4 separate regions of the Homo sapiens genome follow, and all the other regions are linked to region 4. The links are chromatin contacts, found by Hi-C or POLR2A ChIA-PET in ENCODE. All regions are on one chromosome and are shown on one strand. The core of a region is the stretch at or near the end of the contact, and the rest is flanking DNA. Distances in the headings are between cores, read along the strand shown. Region 1 holds the start of NAAA (N-acylethanolamine acid amidase). Region 2 holds the start of NUP54 (nucleoporin 54). Region 3 has its middle 15 kb from the start of ART3. Region 4 holds the start of MRPL1 (mitochondrial ribosomal protein L1).

What was found. A loop is a pair of places that touch in the nucleus more often than their neighbours do. ChIA-PET counts read pairs that join two places held with the same protein, here RNA polymerase II (POLR2A). Pooled maps may share reads with other maps.
Region 1: a loop to region 4 is called in a pooled map, with 23 times the contacts of the local background. The contact joins the promoter of NAAA here to the promoter of MRPL1 in region 4. A Hi-C loop is called at or near these places in 10 of 50 pooled maps. POLR2A ChIA-PET finds 5 or more read pairs at or near these places in 4 of 52 experiments (CD4-positive, alpha-beta T cell, CD4-positive, alpha-beta memory T cell, CD8-positive, alpha-beta memory T cell and 1 more).
Region 2: a loop to region 4 is called in a map of CD4-positive, alpha-beta T cell, with 11 times the contacts of the local background. The contact joins the promoter of NUP54 here to the promoter of MRPL1 in region 4. A Hi-C loop is called at or near these places in 6 of 168 maps with a recorded cell type or tissue (CD4-positive, alpha-beta T cell, CD4-positive, alpha-beta memory T cell, CD8-positive, alpha-beta T cell and 2 more), 7 of 37 single-sample maps with no recorded cell type and 16 of 50 pooled maps. POLR2A ChIA-PET finds 5 or more read pairs at or near these places in 4 of 52 experiments (CD4-positive, alpha-beta T cell, CD4-positive, alpha-beta memory T cell, activated T-cell and 1 more).
Region 3: a loop to region 4 is called in a pooled map, with 3 times the contacts of the local background. The contact joins the enhancer-like site here to the promoter of MRPL1 in region 4. A Hi-C loop is called at or near these places in 4 of 50 pooled maps. POLR2A ChIA-PET finds 5 or more read pairs at or near these places in 2 of 52 experiments (activated B cell and activated naive CD4-positive, alpha-beta T cell).

The regions. Positions count from the first base shown.
Region 1 is chr4:75,939,348-75,942,439 of GRCh38, reverse strand. NAAA (N-acylethanolamine acid amidase) reads left to right here and starts at 1,427. Exons shown (of 11, transcript NM_014435.4): 1 at 1,427-1,696; 2 at 2,275-2,439. The coding sequence starts at 1,491. RefSeq lists silencers at 1,205-1,674, 2,075-2,144.
Region 2 is chr4:76,147,080-76,150,519 of GRCh38, reverse strand. It overlaps NUP54 (nucleoporin 54), which reads left to right and starts at 2,123. Exons shown (of 12, transcript NM_017426.4): 1 at 2,123-2,212. The coding sequence starts at 2,146. It overlaps LOC124900718 (a long non-coding RNA gene), which reads right to left and starts at 1,971. Exons shown (of 2, transcript XR_007058144.1): 1 at 1,918-1,971; 2 at 1-1,313. RefSeq lists an enhancer at 2,014-2,173.
Region 3 is chr4:76,058,446-76,061,736 of GRCh38, reverse strand. It overlaps a transcript of ART3 not described here. Among named protein-coding and RNA genes, the nearest start is that of ART3, 15 kb to the left of the region's middle. Within about 2 kb of position 1,861, at least 4 of the 41 ENCODE cell types and tissues checked have a DNase peak (open chromatin) inside an H3K27ac peak, as active enhancers do.
Region 4 is chr4:77,861,087-77,864,603 of GRCh38, reverse strand. It overlaps MRPL1 (mitochondrial ribosomal protein L1), which reads right to left and starts at 1,774. Exons shown (of 9, transcript NM_020236.4): 1 at 1,725-1,774. The coding sequence starts at 1,755. RefSeq lists enhancers at 1,227-1,326, 1,687-2,086.

The sequences.
Region 1 (3,092 bases), core at 178-2,677, 1.9 Mb after region 4:
AGTGATTGATTATAAAAGTTGTATTTCTTCATCCTAAAATTGGTAAAAAATAAAAAAAAAATGTGTTTAGTTTCTACTATGCATTTAGTTTTTTTTTTTTTTTTTTTTTTTTTTTTTTTTTTTTTTTTTTTTTTTGAGACAAAGTTTTGCTCTTGTCACTCAGGCTAGAGTGCATTGGCACAATCTCGGCTCACTGCAACCTCTGCCTCCCAGGTTCAAGAGGTTCTCCTGTTCAGCCTCCCAAGTAGCTGGGATTACACCACCACGCCCGGCTAATTTTTGTATTTTTAGTAGAGACAGGGTTTCACCATGTTGGCCAGGCTGGTCTCAAACTTCTGACCTCAGGTGATCCACCCGCCTCAGCCCCCCAAACTGCTGGGATTACAAGCCTAAGCCACCATGCCCGGCCCTTTCATTTAGTTTCTACTATTCATGTACACATGTACCCTGTTTTACCCACAGACAACTGTGCTAACCGTTAAGAATGTCCCAGCCTTACTAAGATTTTCCTAAGTTTGTCTCCCAGACATTGGGAACTCAAAGGTGAAGAAACTTAGGTGTGAAGGTGGATTGTGGATTCAGACCTCCTTACTTGGAGGCCAGTGCAGAGACACACCAGCAGAGTAACCTCGGGTACATGGCTTCACCTCTCCAAGCCTCACACTCCTCATCAGTAAAGCGAGGATTAGTGGAACCTACCTGTTGGCTTGTTTTGATGATTAAATGAGATAATGTCCGCGAAAAATATTTAGCAGATAAATGTTCACTAAATTTTGAGCTTTAAAAAAATGTTTTACCAGCCAGGCGCGGTGGCTCACGCCTGTAATCCCAGCACTTTGGGAGGCTGAGGCCGGTGGATCACCTTAGGTCAGGAATTCGAGACTAGTCTGGCCAACATGGTGAAACCCTGTCCCTACCAAAAATACAAAAATTAGCCAGGTATGGTGGTGGACGCCTGTAATCCCAGCTACTTGAGAGGCTGAGGCAGGAGAATCGCTTGAACCCAGGAGGCGGAGTTGGCAGTGAGCGGATATCTCGCCGCCGCACTCCAGCCTGGGCAATAGAGTGAGACTACATCTCAAACAAACAAACAAACAAGCAAACAAAGTTTAACTGAAAAGTCTTTCCTGACACCTTTTCGCTACTGAAAATCTTACAGCCCCTCCCGGCCGCAGCCTACACTCCTTCGGCCCAAGCAGGTGCGCTGGAACCGGCAGTTGGTGAGAAGCCGGCTGCCGGCAGCCCCAACCCTTAGCGGCCCCGCGGTCAGGGACCTCCAGGCCCGATGGAGAGTCGGGGCGGGCTAGTGGATGCGCGGCGGGGACGGGAGGTGTCGCCGCTCCGGCTTGCCGGTGACAGGGGCGGGCGGGTCGTGCGCGGGCCCCACCTCCAGCGATCGCAGCCCAGCCCCAGCTCCTCCTCCTCCACGGCTTACCCGGGCTCCGACAGCGGCTGCAGGTCTCCAAGTTGCGGCCGCTGGAGCCCGAGCCATGCGGACCGCGGACCGGGAGGCGCGCCCGGGGCTTCCGTCCCTGCTGCTGCTGCTGCTGGCCGGGGCCGGGCTGTCAGCCGCCTCGCCCCCAGCAGCGCCGCGCTTCAACGTGAGCCTGGACTCGGTCCCCGAGCTGCGCTGGCTGCCCGTGCTGCGGCACTACGACTTGGACTTGGTGCGCGCCGCGATGGCGCAAGTCATCGGGTGAGCTGGGGCCCTGGACGGGGTCTGCGGGGACACCGGCCCTGCGGGTCGGAGTCAAACGCGCGCTGCTCAGAGTGCTTTAAACGGGGACGCTTTACTCCCCGCCACCCTTGGAGAACTGGTTTTGGCTGCCGCCCTGAGCAGCGTCCGGGTTGGGGAGAATCCAGCGCGGCAGGTTCGGCTTTCAAGTTCGGTGTCACCCGTGGCACGCCAGTCCTTGAGCCATTCCGGGTCAGCGTGGCGCGCGAGTTGTCGCCCGGGCTGCATAGCTACCAAGGAGGGGCAACCCGCGCCTTCCTTGCGGGCCTCGCGGGCCTTCCAAGCTTGCCCCTTTGGGACCAGCCTCACTCGCCCTCCCCATTCGGAGTTTTCTTACCCGCCGCCTTCCCCCCGCCCCCTTCCCCCCACTCCCGGGAGGCTGCAGATTGAGTGACGCCGCGCCTGGGCGGTCCACTGACTGGGGAGCAGTGGCCCTGAGACCTCACGCCCTAAGGATGTAGCCCCGCTCGCAGTGCACACGCAGTCGCACGCCGCCGACCTCTGAGCGGGTCAGACGCCCTTGTGCTTTTTGTTTCTAGGGACAGAGTCCCCAAGTGGGTGCACGTGTTAATCGGAAAAGTGGTCCTGGAGCTGGAGCGCTTCCTGCCCCAGCCCTTCACCGGCGAGATCCGCGGCATGTGTGACTTCATGAACCTCAGCCTGGCGGACTGCCTTCTGGTCAACCTGGCCTACGAGTCCTCCGTGTGAGTGCCCCAAGCCCGCGCGGAGTAACGCGGGGCTTGCGGGGGCCCCCGACACAGACTAGCGGGAGGAGACATATTTTCCGTGTGATAAAAACAGGGCGGTGCCTGCTTGCCTAGAAACCTCCAGCGCTTCCTCTTTGCCTCTCTGGGTAAATCTGAGCTGCACATCGTAGGCTTCGAGAGGGAAAGCAGATTCTCCGATTCAACACTAAACTTTCCCTCTACGTGTAGCCCCGGGTTTTCTCTTCCCCAATCCAGGTAGCGTACTTTTAAAATTCTGCTCAAAGGCCGGGCGCGTTGGCTCACACCTGTAATCCCAGCACTTTGGGAGGCCAAGGTGGGCAGATCACGAGGTTAGGAGTTCGAGATCAGCCTGGCCAACATAGTGAAACCCCGTCTCTACGAAAAACACAAAAAATTAGCCAGGCGTGGTGGTGGGCGCCTGTAATCCCAGCTACTTAGGAGGTTGAGGCAGGAGAATCACTTGAACCCGGGAGGCGGAGGTTGCAGCGAGCCGCGATCGCGCCACTGCACACCAGCCCTGGCGACAGTGCGAGACTCTGTCTCAAAAAAAAAAAAAAAAAAATTCTGCTCAAAACGTACTTTTCCAGGAAGTTTTTGAAACTAAGCCTCCTCTCATCTGGACCCTTTAG
Region 2 (3,440 bases), core at 874-3,373, 1.7 Mb after region 4:
ACTGCTTCTTAAATAGACTTTCAACCAGTTCCTCTCATTTTAACTTCCCTTTACCCCAACTTATGAAGATACGTGATATCTCCAATTCCTGAGCTTCTGGCAGATTCCATAAATTAATCATTGGTTTTCCTTTCTGCTAGACTGGGAGGGCTGTTTGTTTTTTTAAGGTAAGCTGAGTACTTAGCCATTAGACAATGTGCTAAATCAGGGGTGTCCAATCTTTTGGCTTCCCTGGGCCACGCTGGAAGAAGAAGAATGGTTGTTTGTTTTTTTAAGGTAAGCTAAGTACTTAAGCGTTAGGCTATGTGCTAAATCAGGGGTGTCCAATCTTTTGGCTTCCTTGGGCCACACTGGAAGAAGAAGAATTGTCTTGGGCCACACATAAAATACACTAACAATAGCTGATGAGCTTTAAAAAAAATCGCAAAAAACCTCACAATGTTTCAATAAAGTTTACGAATTTGTGTTGGGCTGCATTCAAAGCCATCCTAAGCCATGAGCCACATGTGGCCTGTGGGCCGCAGCTGGACAAACTGCTGGTAAATCAAAGCTCCTTAACATGCTAAGGAAGGTCTTTCAAGATCTGGTTTCCACCTATCTGTCATTCATTCATTATTTATTTCCCCCTGTTATATGCCAGGCACTTGTGATGGGCATGGAACAAGAGGGACATGGTTCTTGCACTTATGGAATATATACTATTGTAAGGAAAAATTAGATTGATAAATTATCTGTGACAAACAGTGAAAGAAGGCAGGGCAGTGGGTATGAGAGCATACTCAGTTTGTAGGAGTCAGACACGGGTCCACCATTCACCAACTTGCCCAAGCCAGAAAGCAGGAGGTTGTCCTTGAATCCTTACTTCCCACGTCCAAATACTACGAGTCTCATATATGCTATTTCTTAAGTATCTCTCAAATTTATTCTCCTAATTCCACTGCCAGATGTAATCCAAGTCATTATCATCTCCTACCTGTGCAACTACAACAGACTCCTAAAAGCTCTATCTTCCTCAGGCATTCTGGCTCCTTCCAATCCATTCTCCTTATGGCAGCCAGAGGGATCTTCTAAAAACAAAATTCTAGTCATACTAGTCCTCTGCCTAAAACCCCTTAAAGGTTTCCCATTACCCTCAAGAAATAGTCTGAAATCCTTACCATAATTTACAAGGCAATATAATATAATGGTAATTTTTACAAATTGGGACTCTGGAGTGGAGAAACATGAGTCCAAAACCAGACTCCAGAACCTACCTGCAAGGTGACTTTGGGCAAGCTGCTTAACAACTCCAAACCTCAATTCTCTCATCTCACCTGCAAAATACAGTTACAGAATCTTCTCTATTTATTTATTCTGAGGATTAAATTATATTACAAGTACAACAGAGGGGGCCCACTCTTCCCCTCTTTTTCAGTGCTCCCCTTAGAGCTGTGGTTAGGAGTATTTACTCTGTAAACAGCCTGACCCTTTGGTACCTGTTTCCTCTTTTATAAATTGGAGATAGCAGCAACCCACCTCATAAGATAGCTGATTAAATTATGTAAAATGTCTAGAAGAGTGCCTGGCACATAGTAAACGCAACGTGTTTGCTACAATTCCATTCGCTTTCATTTCTTCCAACGTGCATCCTCTTTACTGCTTCTGCTCCGTCTACTCATCCTTCAGCACTGGGTTCAAATACCACCTCCTCGTGGGTGTTGGGGGGGTTCTCAACCCCAGCCCTGCTGCCCGACCTCCCAGGCCCGCTAGTTGATGAGGCAGCAACTTCAACCCTACCACATACAAATTCTAGCTGTCTACCGCGTATCCCTACAGTAACAACTTCAGCCTCTGCACACCTTTCCCAAAGAACCTCCCTACGGCAGTTTTTAAAGGACTCTCAGGCGGCACACCCTCGCGAGCGTCCCAGCATTTTACCTTAACAGTGACACCCCACAGCATGTGAAGCCCACCGGAAGTGAGCTGGCTGGGGGCGTTCCCTCACAACCACCCACCTCCTACGCCCTTGGCGCCTTCCGGCCTCTTAGGCTAGGTCAGAAAGGAGGCGGAACTCGGTGATCTGACTGGCGGTTTCCCGGCCGGACTGAGAAGGGGAGCGCGCTGCGCGTCGCAGGAGTAACCTACTTGGTCTCCTGCTTTCGCGACATGGCCTTCAATTTTGGGGCTCCCTCGGGCACCTCCGGTACCGCTGCAGCCACCGCGGCCCCCGCGGGTGAGTGATCCCCCTAGACCTTCACCCGGGAAGAAGGGGAAGGGTCTGGTCCGCCCCCTCTGTCCGAGACTCTCCGACCTGGGGATCCTGGAATCTCCCGCCGACGCGGAGACTTTAGAGGCATTGGAAAAGGGCGGGCGGCGGCAGAGTGGGCCGAGGCGGCACCCGAGGAGGCCACGGGGGTACTCGGGGTCCCACTAGAAGCTCGCTTGCCGCGCGTGAGTTTCCACAGGGCCCTGGCTTGAGCGGTTCGCTTCCCGCTGCCGGGGAGTCCTACTCAGAGAAATTGGAGGTTGCTTCCCTCTCCCCTTGCCCGAGAACCTCCCTCCCCTCTGCACCTCAGCCTCCTGGATGGGCGGGAACGCTTGCGTGGTTCCCGCTGCCGGACTCGGCGAGGATAGGGCTGGGGATCCACCGGCACTGCCCATTGACTCCCTTAGTTCCACCCCCGGCCCCCTGTGGTCCTCGCTGTGGGGTTTATCCGTCATGCTTCTTCCATCTGCCCCACCCCACCCCCACTCTGCTTTCTTAAACTGTTTGGAGCAAAACCAGGTTTGTTCACTTCTGTGAAACCTCCTGCTGATTCTTCTAATCCTTATCTTGCTTTCTTTTCTTTTTCCCTCTCCCCCTTTTTAAAATTTTGTTTCTTTGCCTACACGCCTATCAGGATTTGGTGGGCTTGAGACTGCCAACTCCACCGCCAGTGGGTTTAATTTTGGGGGTTTCGGATTAACTGCTAATCCTGCAGTGAACTTTAATATTGGGAATTTCGGTGTTTCTACTACCTCGGCGACTCCGTTCAATTTTGGTAACAGTCTGGCAAGTGCAGGTAGATACTGCGGGTTGTATGTGTAACCAGTGTTGGGAGCTGGAGTCCAAGAATATTGTGGTTCCTGGAGTTTGGGAAAGAACAGTTACTTGTCTAATAGGGAAAGGAAATTTATTTCCTTATCTCGAATCAAAAACATCTGTATCAAGTTTTTACTGCCTTAAAAGATGTGGTTTAGGAAAGTTTTGCAAGTTACAGTGTTCCTTTATTAAATGTGCACTTATCTTCCAAATGATAAGCATTTGGATTATAATTTTGAATAGATCTTTAAAATTATTAGGTAGGACTTCCAAAGTATAAACTCACCACCAGTCAAGCCCATCCTGGGATTCTTGGACTCCTGCAGTCATTTTTCATTTTTTCTGCATCTTTCATTGAGATTTCATTTTATTGTCCTTG
Region 3 (3,291 bases), core at 612-3,111, 1.8 Mb after region 4:
GGCATACATAGCACATGTTCAAGAAAATGCAAGCCATTTAATACAGCTGGACAGCATGATATGTTTTATGGAACACAAAGAGTTAAAAAGTTGGGGAGGAAAGAGGAATCAGATCATAAAGAGCGCCTTGTGTGTAATGCTTAGAAATTGGAACTTGACTGAAATGGCAATGGGAAACCATGAAGTAGAGGAGAAACATAATCTGATTGAAAAGGTCACTTTCATAGAACAGAAGAATAAATTACCAAGACATTTTAACAAGAGGCAGGAAGATGTGTTGGGAGATTACCTGAGAAATCCAAGTGAGAAGTGGTGGGAGCTTGACCTAAATCAGTGGTAATAAACCCCAAATCAAAATGATTTGGTATCAATTATATAGCATAGGGATGTGTAGAGAAATAGTGTATTTTGAGAAAAGGAGTTTAAACTGACCCCCAGATTTCTGGCTAAGGAGTCTGAATGGTTAGGAGCAACATCAAGATAAAAAATATGAGCAGGTTTTAGGGAAAAGAGTTTTATCTCAATGTAATGAGTTTGAGGTTCCAGCCAGATACTGTAGAGAAGCTATCCAATAGGCAACTGACTAGTTCAGAGAAAGATCTGAGATAGTCATTTAAATTTGAGAGTCATTAGCTGCAATAGTTTGTTACTGTTGCTGTGCAAACTATCATGACTTAGTGGCTTAAAATAATACACATTTCTTATCTTAAAGTTCCTAGATCAGAAGCCTAACATAGATCTCTGTAGGCTAAAATCAAAGTGTTGGCAGGGCTAAGTTACTTTCTGAGAGTCTAAAAGAGAATCAATTTCTTTGCTCATTCGGGTTGTTAGCAGAATGCAGTTTCTTGAAGACTTAAGATTGAGACCTGTGTTTCCTTGTTGACTGTCAGCTGAGGGCTATTCACAGACTCCAGAGGCCACCCACATTCCTTGGTTTGTGGTCCACTTTCTCCATCTTCAAAGCCAATAACAGCAAGTGGAATCTCTCATAATCAAATACCTCCTGCCTCTTCCACTGCATCTCTCTAACTGACTGCTCTGTCTTCCTCTTCCTCTTTTAAGTGCCCATGTTATTACAGTGGGTCCACCCAATGTATATATGTATTTTGAGGTCCATAATATAAGTCCAGTGTTCCTTTTGCCATGTAATATAACATATTCACAGATTCCAGGAATTAGGGCATGGAAATCTTTGGGGAATAATTATTCTGCCTACCATGTTAGCCAATAGGTGTGTAGGCTTGCAGATAGAGAGCATAATACCCTAGAGAACACTAGCATTTAGGTGCAGAGAGAGACAAGATTTCAAGAAGGAGATTGAGAAGGAGAATAAGAAGCCTCAAGAAAAGAGATTTTCATGAGAGAGAAAACAGTTGATTGTCACAGCCAAAATAAATCAAACTGATATGAAATAAGGGTTCTTTGGGCTTGGTTATATATTACCAATGTACTTATGATATCAGTAACTTAATCAGTAACTTATGATTCCACAATATTCTACAACAGTATTATGTTCCAAAATAGAAAAACATCTGACATCAGTAGGTTAAGAAGAAAATAGGACAAAGGCTTGAATTTGGGGTATCTTACATGTTAATTAGACTTTATAAACCAGGAACTACGGAAATGAGTTTTTTAAGACCTGACTCCATGCAAGGCAACAGGATGAGATGGAAGATAAATTAGACAAGGTTCCTTGCCCTGGAGGGACCTCTCAGACTGAACAATCACCCTTACCATTTGACATCTATAGGAAAGTAGGTTCTGATTTCCTAACCAGTGACTCACAAACAGATTTCTTCCATATAAACCCACAACATCCTCTTTGCTAATTCTATGTGTTAGTGTTACATATCTAACTTATATTTGGCCAGTGGTTTATTCTGTATTCTTCATCTCTGTGAGACATGTACAAACTTGATAGTTCTCCAACTTGTGTTTATAAAGTTTGCCTGCTTTTTCTCTTAAGTAAATCCTCCTGTGCTTAATGCTACTAAACTTTACTAATTCATTTCTCTAAATTGTCAGAGTCACTTGTTACTTTAATTTAGTTGTCCATACAAATTGGGATTGCCTGAATATGTAATGAGAGTACTGAAAGGACATTTCTTTTTCCTTTAAGCTACCTACAAGGAGGAAAATTAGTTGAGAACATATTTAAGAAAAAAGCCACTTAATTACAGTTTTTTTTAGTTAAAGAAGAAAGGTTCAATTCACAGCCTTTTAAATGCAAGACCAAGAAATAAACTTTTAAAAATAAATTTAACAGATTTTTTAAAAAATTCAATTCCATATTATAGTCAATTAAAAAGTAAGGATAGAGAAAAGGACTGGAGATGCAAATAAAGCTCAGGAAAAAAAAAAGAAAAAAAAACAAGAGAAAATAACGAGAAGACAGCAAGAAAACAAAATTGATCTTTGGACCTTGCAAAGCAAATATCTGCTATTAGATTCTTCCCCTGCCCCACCAATCCAAAGGCAACCAAAAAGTCTGTTAAATTAAGTTTAGCCTAAAGCTGTCTCTTTACATATTTTAAGTTCAGTCTAAAGGTTTCTCCATACATTGTGAACTATAACCTAAAGGTTTCTCCATACATTGTGAACTATAACCTAAAGGTTTCTTCATACACAGTGAACTGTAACCTAACTGGATGTGTAAACAGACTGTAATCTACTCTTGTGCCAATCACCAAGTTTCAGCCAATCAAGGACAGCCAGCTGTTCAACCTATGCTCAGATAAGGCAAACTTCAAGCTGTAATCAATCCAGCTGTTTCCGTACCTCACTTCCATTTTCTCTACGTCACTTTCCTTTTTCTATCCATAATCTTCTTTCACCACACAGAGCTCTGGAACCTCTCTATTCTGGTTGAGGGGCTACCCAATTCACAAATCATTCTTTGCTCAATTAAGCTCTGCTAAATTTAATTTGTCTAAGGTTTTTCTTTTAACAAGCCACAATTCCTGCTGTTTACAAATTTTAATTCAATGCACAGAAAAAAAAATACCCTATGGAATGAAAAACAAGCTGCTTCTGCAGCAAAGACTACAGGTTTGTTGTGTTTGTGTGTATGTGTATAAATAGATAGGAAATTCCTGTTACTTTTCTCACCTCTTAAATATTGGTTTTCTTTTTTCTTTTTGGCCTAAGAAACAGAAAGACAGAAATGAATATATCTAAACATATGAATCAGCAGTGATTGATTCCTAGAATTATGAAGCTTACTGAGTCAGTAACTGTCAATATATGCATTTAATCAACTCTCTATTTAACTCAAAGTCATTCTTCCTT
Region 4 (3,517 bases), core at 525-3,024:
ATATTTCAGAGCACAAAGTGATTTTGCAATATAAAGAATTTCTTTGGGTTGAATTACCTAAAAGTTTGTCACTGACCTGTGTTCTTGAACTATGAAATGTGAAAGTTTCTCCTGATAAGTAAACAATTAAAAAAATAAAAAAGATAGACAATAATCAAAGCCACAAACTTTGGATGAGCTAACCAAGGAGTGAATTTAGATACAGAAGAGATGAGAATGAAGGATGGAACCCTGGCTTCCAGAACACTCCAAAGTAAAGAGGCTGGGGAGAGGAAGAGGAACCAGCCAAGTAATGTGAGAAAAAATGACACATGAAATAGGAAGACAATTAACAGAGAGATATCCTAGAAGCCAAGAGAAGAAAATGTGACAAGAAAATTATAATATTCAGGTATTTTTGGTTTCTTTGGATTTGTGTAACATAACGATTTCTGTCATACATGAAGATGCCTTCAACCTCCTTTCAGAAATAATATACATTTTGGTTTGCTCACAAAGTAGGCATCAGGGTCTGTTGTTATCTCTTGTCACCCCTAATTTTTGAGCAATAACTCTCTTGACACAGTTTTCCTAAAAAGAAACTCAAAAAAAAAAAAAAAAAAACTGTGATGCAGTGTTAAATATACATGTATCACTGACCTAGGATTGCAAGCTTCAGTACTTCCTCTGCCATTTACTAGTTATATGAACTTGGCCACATATCTAATAAGTTCAGTTTCTTCCTCTGTAAAATGGGGGTAATGCTGGCTACTGCTTCTACCTAAAGACCTACCTAAATTAAACAATATATATCACTGGACTTCAAAAACACAAAATAAAAGCAAAAAGCGTTGCACAGGCCGGGCGCAGTGCCTCACGCCTGTAATCCCAGCACTTTGAGAGGCCGAGGAGGGCGGATCACCTGCGATTAGGAGTGCAAGACTAGCCTGGTCAACATGGTGAAACCCTGTCTCTACTACAAATACAAAAATTAGCCAGGCATGGTGGCACACGCCTGTAGTCTCTGCTACTCGGGAGGCCGAGGCAGGAGAATCGCTTGAACCTGGGAGACGGAGGTTGCAGTGAGCTGAGATCGCACCACAGCACTCCCAGCCTGGGTGGCAGAGCGAGACTGCCGTCTCAAAAAAAAAAAAAAAAAAAAATTGTTGCACAAGAAAGGGCTGTCATCGTAGACAAAAAGTTGAAATTATTAAGATGAAAAGAGGCGCTACCAAGAGGTACTACAGAATTAGCCCCCTCAAATGATAAACGTTGATCCAAATTAGACCACCTATGGAAGTTTAAGAACTGGAATCGCCTATAACGAAGTAATTCCGAAAGCACCAAAAAGCACTTTGAAAATTGCTCTAATTTACAGACTTAAGCCACTCAAATACATCATCTTTCCCTTATCAGAACTCACCTCACTTATCACACTCCACTACCCGCAGCCCACACCCCAGTATCAGAGACGACCCAGTCCTTGCCATGCCCATAGGTGGCTGGAGGGCGCTCGATGTACGTCCCGCTCCCACTCCCTCCCTCAGGGTGGACGTCTCCAGAATGGAGTGAAACCCTTCATAAGGTCACTTTTAAGTAGTAATGACCCACCCTCTGAAAAACCTAGAGACCAGAAACAGCACGAGGCATTTTCAGCACCCAGAGCAGAATCCGCCTTGCACTCTGCTGCAACCAGAGACTCGGTGCCAGAGCCATTTCCCCTGCAAGACAACCCCTCGCCTTACCTCTACCCATGCACCTTACGGCCGCCGCCATGTTGGGCACTCCGGATTGCGTTCACGAAATTGTTCCTACGTTTCTACTGGGAAGAATTAAAAAAAGGTTCCGTTCTAGAATCCGCAAAGAGGGAAGGAGTTAAAAAGAGAAAGAGGAACGGGGCGGGGACCAAAATGAGCTTTGCTGCCGGCGTGGCGGTGTTACTGTTAGTCCTCCGTGTTGCCCAGGACCCTGTGTGTTTCGTGGTTCCGGTATGGCTGGTTAACCACCTTCGGGAAAATACGATCCTGTTGGCGATGCTGTGATTATTTTAATCCTTCCTTCTTATTCTTTTTCTTTTTTGATCCTGCAAGTGTACTCAGAGCGACAATTTTAACAGGCTGTGAGAGTACTTAATACCCAACGTAAAATCTTGAAAAACAGGAACCCTGAAACCCACTAGCTTCCTCCGCCACTTTTCCGGCCTTGGAAAGACTTATTTTAAAAATTCTCTAGGCGTTTTCGCCGCTACCCGAGGGAGGTGTCCAACTCACTGACAAACTTTTTTTGCTAATTGTCAAACTTTCTGTCAGCGCAAGATCAACCTTAGCTTTAAAATCTTAAATTAATCTCTACATTTACCCCCTGCTGGCAAGCGAGTAGACTTACCATTAGGATCAATTGAATAATAATACTTGACATTTATAAAACATTTCTAGTTTTAAAATGGCAGCTCCAAGACCCACGCACAAGTTATTCTGATAGGAAAAAAAAACAAAAACAAAACAGAATGAGTGTACTTTCCATTACGTCACAGCTGTCGGTGTGGTTTATCTAAAACAAATCTGATTACGGATTTTATCACTTCCCAGCTTACCTCCCCCACAACACACACACACACACACACACACACACACACACACACACGTTTCTCACCTCCATAACTTGGTTCATTCTATCTTCTCTGCTTCGTGTGTACCGTACCCTACATCACCTAGGTAACTTTTTAAAGATTTCGCCTCAGGCTGTGTTTCTTTTAAACAGTTTTGAGATATAATTTACATAGCATACAATCTACCAATTTAAATTGTACAATTAAATGGTTTTTAGTGTACTCAAAGAGTTGTGCAGCCATCACCACAATATATCAGTTCTTGTCACCAGTCTGAGCTTTTTATGGGTAGAAACCATCTTACTCATTTTTGTAACCTCAGCACATACTTCAGTGCCAGGCCCATAGGAGGCTCTCAGTAAATGTTTGCTGAATAAATGAATATATGCATACATGAATTAGTGACTCAATTAGAATGGCAAGCCTGCAAAATTAACTTGCTTCAATGAAGCTGCCCACAGGCAGATGAACTGGATCAAAGGCATTTCCCAGATGCTTTATTCATATTTATACATAGTACTCATCTACATGAAAAAATAAGATTTCTAATGTATTGCCTTGTCTTGTTAACACCTAAGCAGTTACTTCAAAGATTCTATAACAATTTGTGACTTATGCAAAAAAATCGAAGAACTTAAATCTATCTTTGTAAACTTTTCCTTCTCTCCCTCGCTCCCTCTCATCCTCCCTTCTTTTCACAAATATATGAGTGCCTGCCATGTGTCAAGCAGTGTACTTGGCTATGCATAAATGAAAAAAACTAATTCAATTTGAGAGTAAGTACCAGAATTGGAGCAAGTTTACCCAGTCAATTTCAGAGAAAAACAAACACTCAGATTAGAGGTGCTGGTCCTTAGACCCTATATCTGTTTCCTTTCCACAGTCCACAGCTGGGGTCAGTTGGCCCCCATCTGTGGACTTTTTTTTCCC